3 separate regions of the Homo sapiens genome follow, and all the other regions are linked to region 1. The links are chromatin contacts, found by Hi-C or POLR2A ChIA-PET in ENCODE. All regions are on one chromosome and are shown on one strand. The core of a region is the stretch at or near the end of the contact, and the rest is flanking DNA. Distances in the headings are between cores, read along the strand shown. Region 1 has its middle 120 kb from the start of LINC01204. Region 2 holds the start of LINC01204 (long intergenic non-protein coding RNA 1204). Region 3 has its middle 48 kb from the start of MIR221.

Region 1 (2,664 bases), core at 92-2,591:
CATCCATCATTCTACGCATGCCAGTAACACCCACATTTGTTGCTTGATTTACTGATTCAGTGGTTCCTTAAGCATTCTATCTATATCTATCTATCTATCTATCTATCTATCTATCTATCTCTATTATATCTCTTTGCTATATCCCTCTCCATTCTTTTTCTTTTGAAGTAATTGGTAGGTCAATATATACATCTGTGAGTACCTATAATATGAATTCATTGTGAGAAAGATGAAATGCAGTGGTTGCAAGAAATAAAACTTTTGGGGGGACAATTGATGAATGAGACTCATTCACAACACATGGACTTTATTAAAATAATGGTGCATGTGTCATCCTCTGATGGAAGAGCTGGACTGGGATGAACTGTGAGCTTGCTTGTTTGCAGATGCTGAAGCACATAGGCCAGATTCCTCATTTCTCACAAGCCCACATAGGTATGCCTGCAGCATGGCATCTACAAAACATGCTGCCCTAAGCACAAAAGTGGATTATCTGCTTCTTTTGGTTGATGGCAGTTATTTCAGGGAGGGACTATCAACAAGTTTCTACTTGCTACAATCTAGGGCTTGAATCCATAGGCCATACTCACTTGGCCTGAAAAGACATAACCAGACTGGAAGAAAGAACCTTGCCTTAATTCAAATGTTAAAATCTCAAGAGTCTGGCATAAGGGAGGAGGAAATAATGGACAGAGTATTCTCAAAACTGGCTTTCTGCTTGCTAAGTAAGCATACACACGTAAAGGTAATGTAAATATATTTTCTCTAAAGGTGAACTACTGTTACCGATGCCAGGGTGGAAAACAAGACTGAAGTTGTTGAAGAAAATAAAGAACTATAGGTAATAATAGTACCACTAAAACTAGAGATGATGCCAAGCTGCAGGTTATAAGTATGACTTCACATGAAGCTGGAAAGCATGTATCATTACTTCGCATTCAAGTTCTGAGCAGTTTTTAGAAAATGGAAATGACATCCTTTACAGATTTAAATTTCAACATTGCTTTTGTTTTTCATGCTGATTCACCCAGAACTTGCCAAAGAAAGTCCCAGTAAAAATGTTCATGAAGGTTTTAGTAAAGTAAAAGACAAAAAAGATTTGTTTCTGAGGCTTTCCTGAGTGATTTCTCTAAATTCTTCTTGAATCATCATTCTTCGGAAAATGAGTTTGTACTCCTGCAGGCTCTGAAGGTCAGGATAGACCAGCTATGACTTTTCTAGGAAGTGAGTAATAGTAAGACCACGGGACTAATTTCTGGAGGCCTGGAGGTACTTTTCATTTCAGAAGCTGTAGGTGTGGTTTTCCCCTCCAAATGGCTTTAGGGAGTTCCAGAGGCGTGTGTACACTTGAAATGGGAATAGCCAACCTAAAGTAAACTTGCCCTGGAGGTTCTGCCAACCTCTGTCAGCTCTTACCCTGGGTTTCCCCACCCATAGTGACTGGTCCTTTATATTCCTTCTCACTCCTTTCTTCTCTATCACCCATTCCTCCAACCATTCCTCCCCACCAACTCCAAATCTTCATACCCATGCAAAAACCTGAGAATTCTTTGAATATGTATCACTTAGAATTCCTTCTTCCCGGAAAATATGGAAGGACACTGCTGCCAAATGCTGTTTGTAAGACTCACACGCAAGCTATAGCCATGGAAAATTCGTAAGAATCATTGTTGGGAGGGGAACACGTTCATAATTCTTTAAAAATTCATATTCTTTTTGGAGAAAAATTTAGGGTTTTAGTGTTAAAATGCAGCTAAGTGGCTTCATTTTCTTCATTCATTCACTCAATAAAAATTTACTGTGCACCTACTATATGCCAGATGTGGTGTTAGAAGATACTGTGATAGAAGACACAGTCACTGCCCACAAAGATTTTAAGAGTTGGTGAAGAAGAGAAGAAAAATAATAATTACAATATAGTGCTATAAAGACTATGAGAGATGTTGTAGTCAGTATGCCATGGGCAGTTAAGAATTGTTAAAGTCCTCAATGATGAGTAGGACTTAATGAGGAAACTGTGTGTGTGTGTGTGTGTGTGTGTGTGTGTGTGTGTGTACTGGACTTGGGGAAATTGCTGGTGTTGTCCAGCTTCAGACGGGCTAAAGTTACCACCAAAACCCACTTTCTAAAGCTTATTACACACTAATAAGGCAGAAGAGAAAGTGGACCAAGCTTTCTTCAGTATTCTCTTTCCTCTCCATGGTGTTCCCAATTTCTCCTCCCCTTTTCCCCATATTTTTGCTTCCAACTTTCAGGAAATAATTAATAGACTTAATTCTTCATGGTTAAGTTTCATTGCTTGTTTCCCACAAGAGCTTATGCATTTCAGTAAATGTCAGTGCCTTCATTCAAAAATCTGAATCTGTAATGGAATGTGTTTGGAACTTACGGAGGAGATGGAAGACTCACGGCAAACACCTATTCTACTCATCCTACCCATTTCTGTAAGAAATGATCCTGGCATTTATGACACTAAGGAATAAAGCAGAAATCTACACCATCAACTATAGCTCAAATTCCATTAAGGTGAATTTCAAGAGCTGCCCATATTCTTTAGCTCTACTGGAATGTGGTTTTACTTACTGGCAGGTGAACTGAGCAAACTCAACACCAGTTTGGAAATAGTTAATGTAATACAACAGATGATCTTTAAAGTCCCCAATT
Region 2 (2,664 bases), core at 102-2,601, 120 kb after region 1:
GTAGTTCAAAGAATATATGACACTGAGCCTTTAGCAGCTTAAGGTCTTCTAGGTGACGAACAAGATTAACACATCGAGAAAATAGTAACAGAGGCCAGGTACAAGACAGTGGTAAAGTGGAGAAAGCAAAGGCTTTTCTCAAGTGAGGTTCAGGGCCTGACTTCTCTCAACTGTGACTGCAGGGTAAATCTTTGGGCTTACATAGTATCTCAGTCCTAACTTTTAAAATGGAGGATGTTATACTAACTGGATTGACTTCACAGAGTAGTTGTAATGTTTAAATAAAATAAAGAAGATAAAATTGCAATGTACAATACCACTTTTTATAGCCTGTGATAAAACAAGTGGAACAACTTAAGAAATAAGTCCAAGAAGGTTATTTGTCTTCTGGGGTTGCCTTTAAATGGTAGTGAACAGATAAGACACAGGGCTATAAACTTCTTGAGGACCAAGGCCAAGGCCATTCCTTTTTGACTTTAAATGTTGTTCATACCCTGCTTAGTGTCAGGCACATAGTAAGTGCCTAATATATTTTTGTTAAGTGAATGAATAAATGAATTCTGAAGTGCAGTTAAATTAAATTTGTGTATATTACAGTAACACAAGAGGCCCTCCTTTGGGGCTTCCCAGAGTTTTCTCCTCATTTATATTACCTGAAGAATTTAAGAGAAGTAAAATCCTAATGCTTTACAAGAGCTTTTGCCCTGTGGGCTTTCTTGAGTGATTGCTAACAACGTATCCCTGGACACCACTGAAATGAGCTTTTCTGGGCCCATCCAAAACACAGCCACAGAAAAGTGTTTGTAAGGCCCCCCTGCCCCAAATCCATAATGGGAAGATATTATGAAGAGCCCTTTGTGCTTCAGTTTAGCCCAGTGGCTAAAACAAGACTGAAAATGCACTAAGCTACGAGTGGCTGAAGATATACACCCCACTGTATAAAAACAAAATGAAAGAACAATATCTGTCTGCAAAGAGGCTCATCACCCAGTTCATGGGCACATGCCCCAGGAAGTCACAGAGAGAGGAGCATTGGCCCATCATGCATGAGATTCACTACGTTGCTTCAGAAAACAACAACAACAAAATACTTACAGTATTAAAACTGCTATTTTTCCTTCTCATAAATGAAATCTTCATGAAATGTGGTATTTCCTCTAAACCATGACAAAGGGAAACAGATATACACCATGTAGGAAATGACAGACTTTGGAGAAACAGGAAAACATAAAGTACCTTAGAATGGAATGAATTTCTGATAAGGAAGCATTACCTTCATCAAATGAAACACAAAGCAGCAAGTCTTTTCCCCAGCAACAAGCAAGCTAAAATGTGGGCACTCCCTGGGGTGACATTGTGTTATGATGATCTTGCCCTATGGGAGAGCTCACAGCACAAGCAGGCACTTGTGAATCACACTGTGGTCGGAACAGAGGCTCAGAGAAACATGTTTATCTTCCCCACTTTCCTACTTGTGTGCATCTTGCACCTGTCTCTGTACATATGGGGTTGATTCTTCTCTTGTTTATTGGGTTTGGGGACTTAACATCCCTGTGTGTGTATTTATGTCTTTCCCATTTCTGCAATGAGGTTGTAAGATCAAGATTTTTGTTCTTCATTCTCTAAATTTCTATAGTACTGTTCTACATCTAGTACTATCAATGAAAGTACTGTAAGATAGAGGAATCATCCTATCAGTTTGGATCCCAATAGAAAACAGAATTCAACTCAGAAAGTTCAAATGAAGAAACTTAAAGAGACCACAACTGGGTTATAAGAACAAATAAGAGGCTCCCTCTCCCTCTCCCTCTCCCTTGTCTCCATCTCCCGCTTTCCACGGTCTTCCCCTCTCCCTCCTCTCCATCTCCCGCTTTCCACGGTCTCCCTCTGTTCCCGAGGCTAGACTGTGCTGCCGCGATCTCGGCTCACTGCAACCTCCCTGCCTGATTCTCCTGCCTCAGCCTGCCGAGTGCCTGGGATTGCAGGCACGCGCCACCACGCCTGACTGGTTTTTGTATTTTTTGGTGGAGACGGGGTTTCCCCGTGTTGGCCGGGCTGGTCTCCAGCTCCTGACCTCGAGTGATCTGCCCCCCTCGGCCTCCCCAGGTGCCGGGATTGCAGACGGAGTCTCGCTCACTCAGTGCTCAATGTTGCCCAGGCTGGAGTGCAGTGGCGTGATCTCGGCTGCTACAACCTCCACCTCCCAGCCGCCTGCCTTGGCCTCCCAAAGTGCTGAGATTGAAGCCTCTGACCGGCCGCCACCCCGTCTAGGAAGTGAGGAGTGTCTCTGCCTGGCGGCCCATCGTCTGGGATGTGAGGTGCCCCTCTGCCTGGCCACCCAGTCTGGGAAGTGAGGAGCGCCTCTTCCCAGCCGCCACCCCATCTAGGAAGTGAGGAGCGTCTCTGCCTGGCCGCCCATCTGGGATGTGAGGAGCCCCTCTGCCCGGCGGCCCAGTCTGGGAAGTGAGGAGCGCATCTTCCCGGCCGTCATCCTGTCTAGGAAGTGAGGAGCGTCTCTGCCTGGCCACCCATCATCTGGGATGTGGGGAGTGCCTCTGCCCGGCCGCCCCGTCTGGGATGTGAGGAGAGCCTCTGCCCGGCCGCCCCCTCTGGGAGGTGAGGAGCACCTCTACCCGGCCGCCACCCCGTCTGGGAGGTGAGGAG
Region 3 (2,664 bases), core at 112-2,611, 76 kb before region 1:
TGGGCCATCTGATCTGCCAGTGGAGAGGGGTCCAGATGGGGTAGGGAAGGTGAATACCCTGTTCCTAGGCCTTATCTCCTAGGACTTGGGCTTGGCAGAGCCGTTGGGGTTCCCAGCTCACAGTCAAGAGCTGTTAACAGGAATAGGAAATACATCTTAGCGTCTTCTTTGAAAACAGAAAACATCCCATGGAGATAAACAAAACATCGGGTCATAGAATTTCAAATTGGAAGGGTCTTTGGGAATCATCTGATCCATTCTTCCATTTTCAATTAAATTACTAGCCCATAATAACCCAGTAGCAGAGCTGAGAATAGAACTCAAGACTGATGCCCATAGCTTTGTTGTGAGGAAAGTAAAAGAGATAGAATGTGTAAGGCAATTTTCTCCTTCTCAATCTTCATGTTTGAAGACACTCTGAGAGGACAAATGTAAGGCTATGTAAATATATATGCAAGTCATTCTTCACTTTATACACATTATATATATAGCATTTATCAAAATTTTAATTTATTATAGCTGAGAATATAGAAAAATATCCTTAAACTTCTGGTCTCAAAATTCTTATCCTCAGAATAAATCCTTATTTACTATGTGGTAAATCTTTATACTGAATTAATATTCTGGGTGCTTTTTTTCACTCCAGTGAGTAGTGTTTCTAATGAGTACTGGGTTATACATTATAAGATACAGATTGGCACGTATTTATATTTGAGGCTGCTATGGGACAGTCTAGAACAGATTTCAGTACCACAAAAATATTGTTGTCAATTGCATCCCTTCCTCTCCTTATTCCTCCTTTTCCTCTCCTCTGTTCCCCAACATGGCTTTTCCCCCAAGCATCTCTTCAGAGACAAAGGGAATGCAATCTCCCTGGGAAATGGATCAGTGATGCTCAACACTGATTATTAGTTACCTACAAAATCCAAGCTCTTTCAGACCACCTTAACTAATAAAACATGTTAGCTTTGTAAAGTTACTACATATTTTTTTCTTTAGAAAATTGAACATTTAAAAAAATATTTGGAGCATAAATGGTTAAAAAATCAACTCCCTTTTGTTTCTACAATTCTTAAACAGCATTTATTTTCCAGGGGTGTGGAGGGTGGGGGTGCTCTGCCTGGTATTAATTTTCAGAATTTTCAGTGTGTCATTCTTGTGTGTGTGTGTGTGCACGCGCGTGTGTATGTTTCTCCCTTTGAAAAAACAAAAGATGAGTTTCCTTGCCCACCATGGAAAAAATGTAACATACGACCCAATCCCTTCCTGAGAGCATGGAGGACCAAGAACAGACGGCTTAGATCAGGGTGGCGAGGAAATTTTGTCATTTCCAGAAGGAAGCATGAGTCAGAGTGTGCAACATTTTAGGAGGCCTGAATCAGAGCTGTCGAGGAAGTTAGCTCTTGGACAATTTAACTTCAAATCAGAATGTTATTTCATTGAATGCCTTCCTTCAAAATCATGTCTTTCTCCAAGATGGCTGCAGATGGTGATGTTCCAATTATTTCCCTTCAGGAACAGGGAGTAACTTAACAGTTGAAGAAGTTCTTGAATCCACTTTTGAGGCAATGAAGCCCAGAGATTAATATGTATCTTTTAGAAAGGAGAAAAGAGAGTAAGAGAAGGAAGGAGAACACTGCTCTAAAAATCTATACATAAATGAAGAATGATCAAGTTAAATTATATTGTTAGAAAAATTAAATTATTATGACCAACTAAACATTTTAATAAGCATGCATTTTCCTCATTGAGGCCAATACATACTTGAGAAAAATCTTTCCACACACTCAAATTTCTCATTGCTTCAAGATTTGTTTCTCTTTTGCAAAGCTCAATACTCAGAAAGTCTCCAGAATGCTAAAGGGCACTCCATATAATCTTTCAGAAGGATATGGCCAAAGGTGGGGTTCAGGGGATGAGAAGAAATCCTGGTTTGGAGGACTGAGGGGAGGGGTGACACTAGGTTTGGGACATGGCCAACAGCTTCAGGGGCCTAAGGATTCTGAAACCTGATAATATTTAATGATAACATGTTCTGATAATCAAATAGATTTAGAGTGACTTCAGATAGAGAGCTTGGGGTTCTGCTCTGCTCCCAGTCTCCACCATTATCTCCTCAAGATCTGAGGGCTGTGAAGGGCTTGCTTTAGCCTGACGGTTTCCTGAAGTTGGTTTCACTCTCAGCTCATCACTTAGAGACAGCCAGCTGCTTTTGACTTGGAAAAAATTGCTTGGAGCAGTTACAGCCCTTGGGGACTCTAGGAACATGTGTATATATTGGAAAAAGAGAAAGAGGACTGTATGTTTCACAATGGAGAAATTTAGGAGGTATACAGCCACATGCATGTGTGCGCACACACACACACACACACACATACACACAATGTGTGGCATGAGGCCCTGAGGTCCATTTGGGATAGCAAAGGATGGCCAGAAGTCTAGACTTGATAGTAGCAGAAACCTGTCCTTCTGACCTTTTATATGTAGGTTATGAAGAAACATTATTAATATCAGGACTTATACAACTTTTTTTAAAAGTCTCTCTCTGAGTCAGGCTTAAACTGGGCCAGGACCTGCCCCCAGGGTTTTAGGGGTGGACTTTTGTTCCATCAAACTTCCTAGACTCTGCAATTCACAGTCTTAGCCTCCTCCATGATACCCTGG

The links. Hi-C counts contacts between places; a loop is a spot of excess contacts on that map. ChIA-PET counts read pairs that join two places held with the same protein, here RNA polymerase II (POLR2A). Pooled maps may share reads with other maps.
Region 2: a loop to region 1 is called in a map of vagina, with 6 times the contacts of the local background. The contact joins the promoter of LINC01204 here to the enhancer-like site in region 1. A Hi-C loop is called at or near these places in 6 of 168 maps with a recorded cell type or tissue (IMR-90, ascending aorta, chondrocyte and 3 more) and 11 of 50 pooled maps. POLR2A ChIA-PET finds 5 or more read pairs at or near these places in 4 of 52 experiments (AG04449, AG04450, BJ and 1 more).
Region 3: a loop to region 1 is called in a map of endothelial cell of umbilical vein, with 8 times the contacts of the local background. The contact joins two enhancer-like sites. A Hi-C loop is called at or near these places in 2 of 168 maps with a recorded cell type or tissue (endothelial cell of umbilical vein and posterior vena cava) and 2 of 50 pooled maps. POLR2A ChIA-PET finds 5 or more read pairs at or near these places in 6 of 52 experiments (AG04449, AG04450, BJ and 3 more).

The regions. Positions count from the first base shown.
Region 1 is chrX:45,620,473-45,623,136 of GRCh38, reverse strand. No RefSeq gene overlaps it. Among named protein-coding and RNA genes, the nearest start is that of LINC01204, 120 kb to the right of the region's middle. Within about 2 kb of position 1,341, at least 4 of the 41 ENCODE cell types and tissues checked have a DNase peak (open chromatin) inside an H3K27ac peak, as active enhancers do; they include IMR-90, endothelial cell of umbilical vein and mammary epithelial cell, where a contact is called at or near this core.
Region 2 is chrX:45,504,075-45,506,738 of GRCh38, reverse strand. LINC01204 (long intergenic non-protein coding RNA 1204) reads right to left here and starts at 1,351. Exons shown (of 4, transcript NR_104644.1): 1 at 1,274-1,351. RefSeq lists an enhancer at 1-245.
Region 3 is chrX:45,696,493-45,699,156 of GRCh38, reverse strand. No RefSeq gene overlaps it. Among named protein-coding and RNA genes, the nearest start is that of MIR221, 48 kb to the left of the region's middle. Within about 2 kb of position 1,361, at least 3 of the 41 ENCODE cell types and tissues checked have a DNase peak (open chromatin) inside an H3K27ac peak, as active enhancers do; they include IMR-90 and endothelial cell of umbilical vein, where a contact is called at or near this core.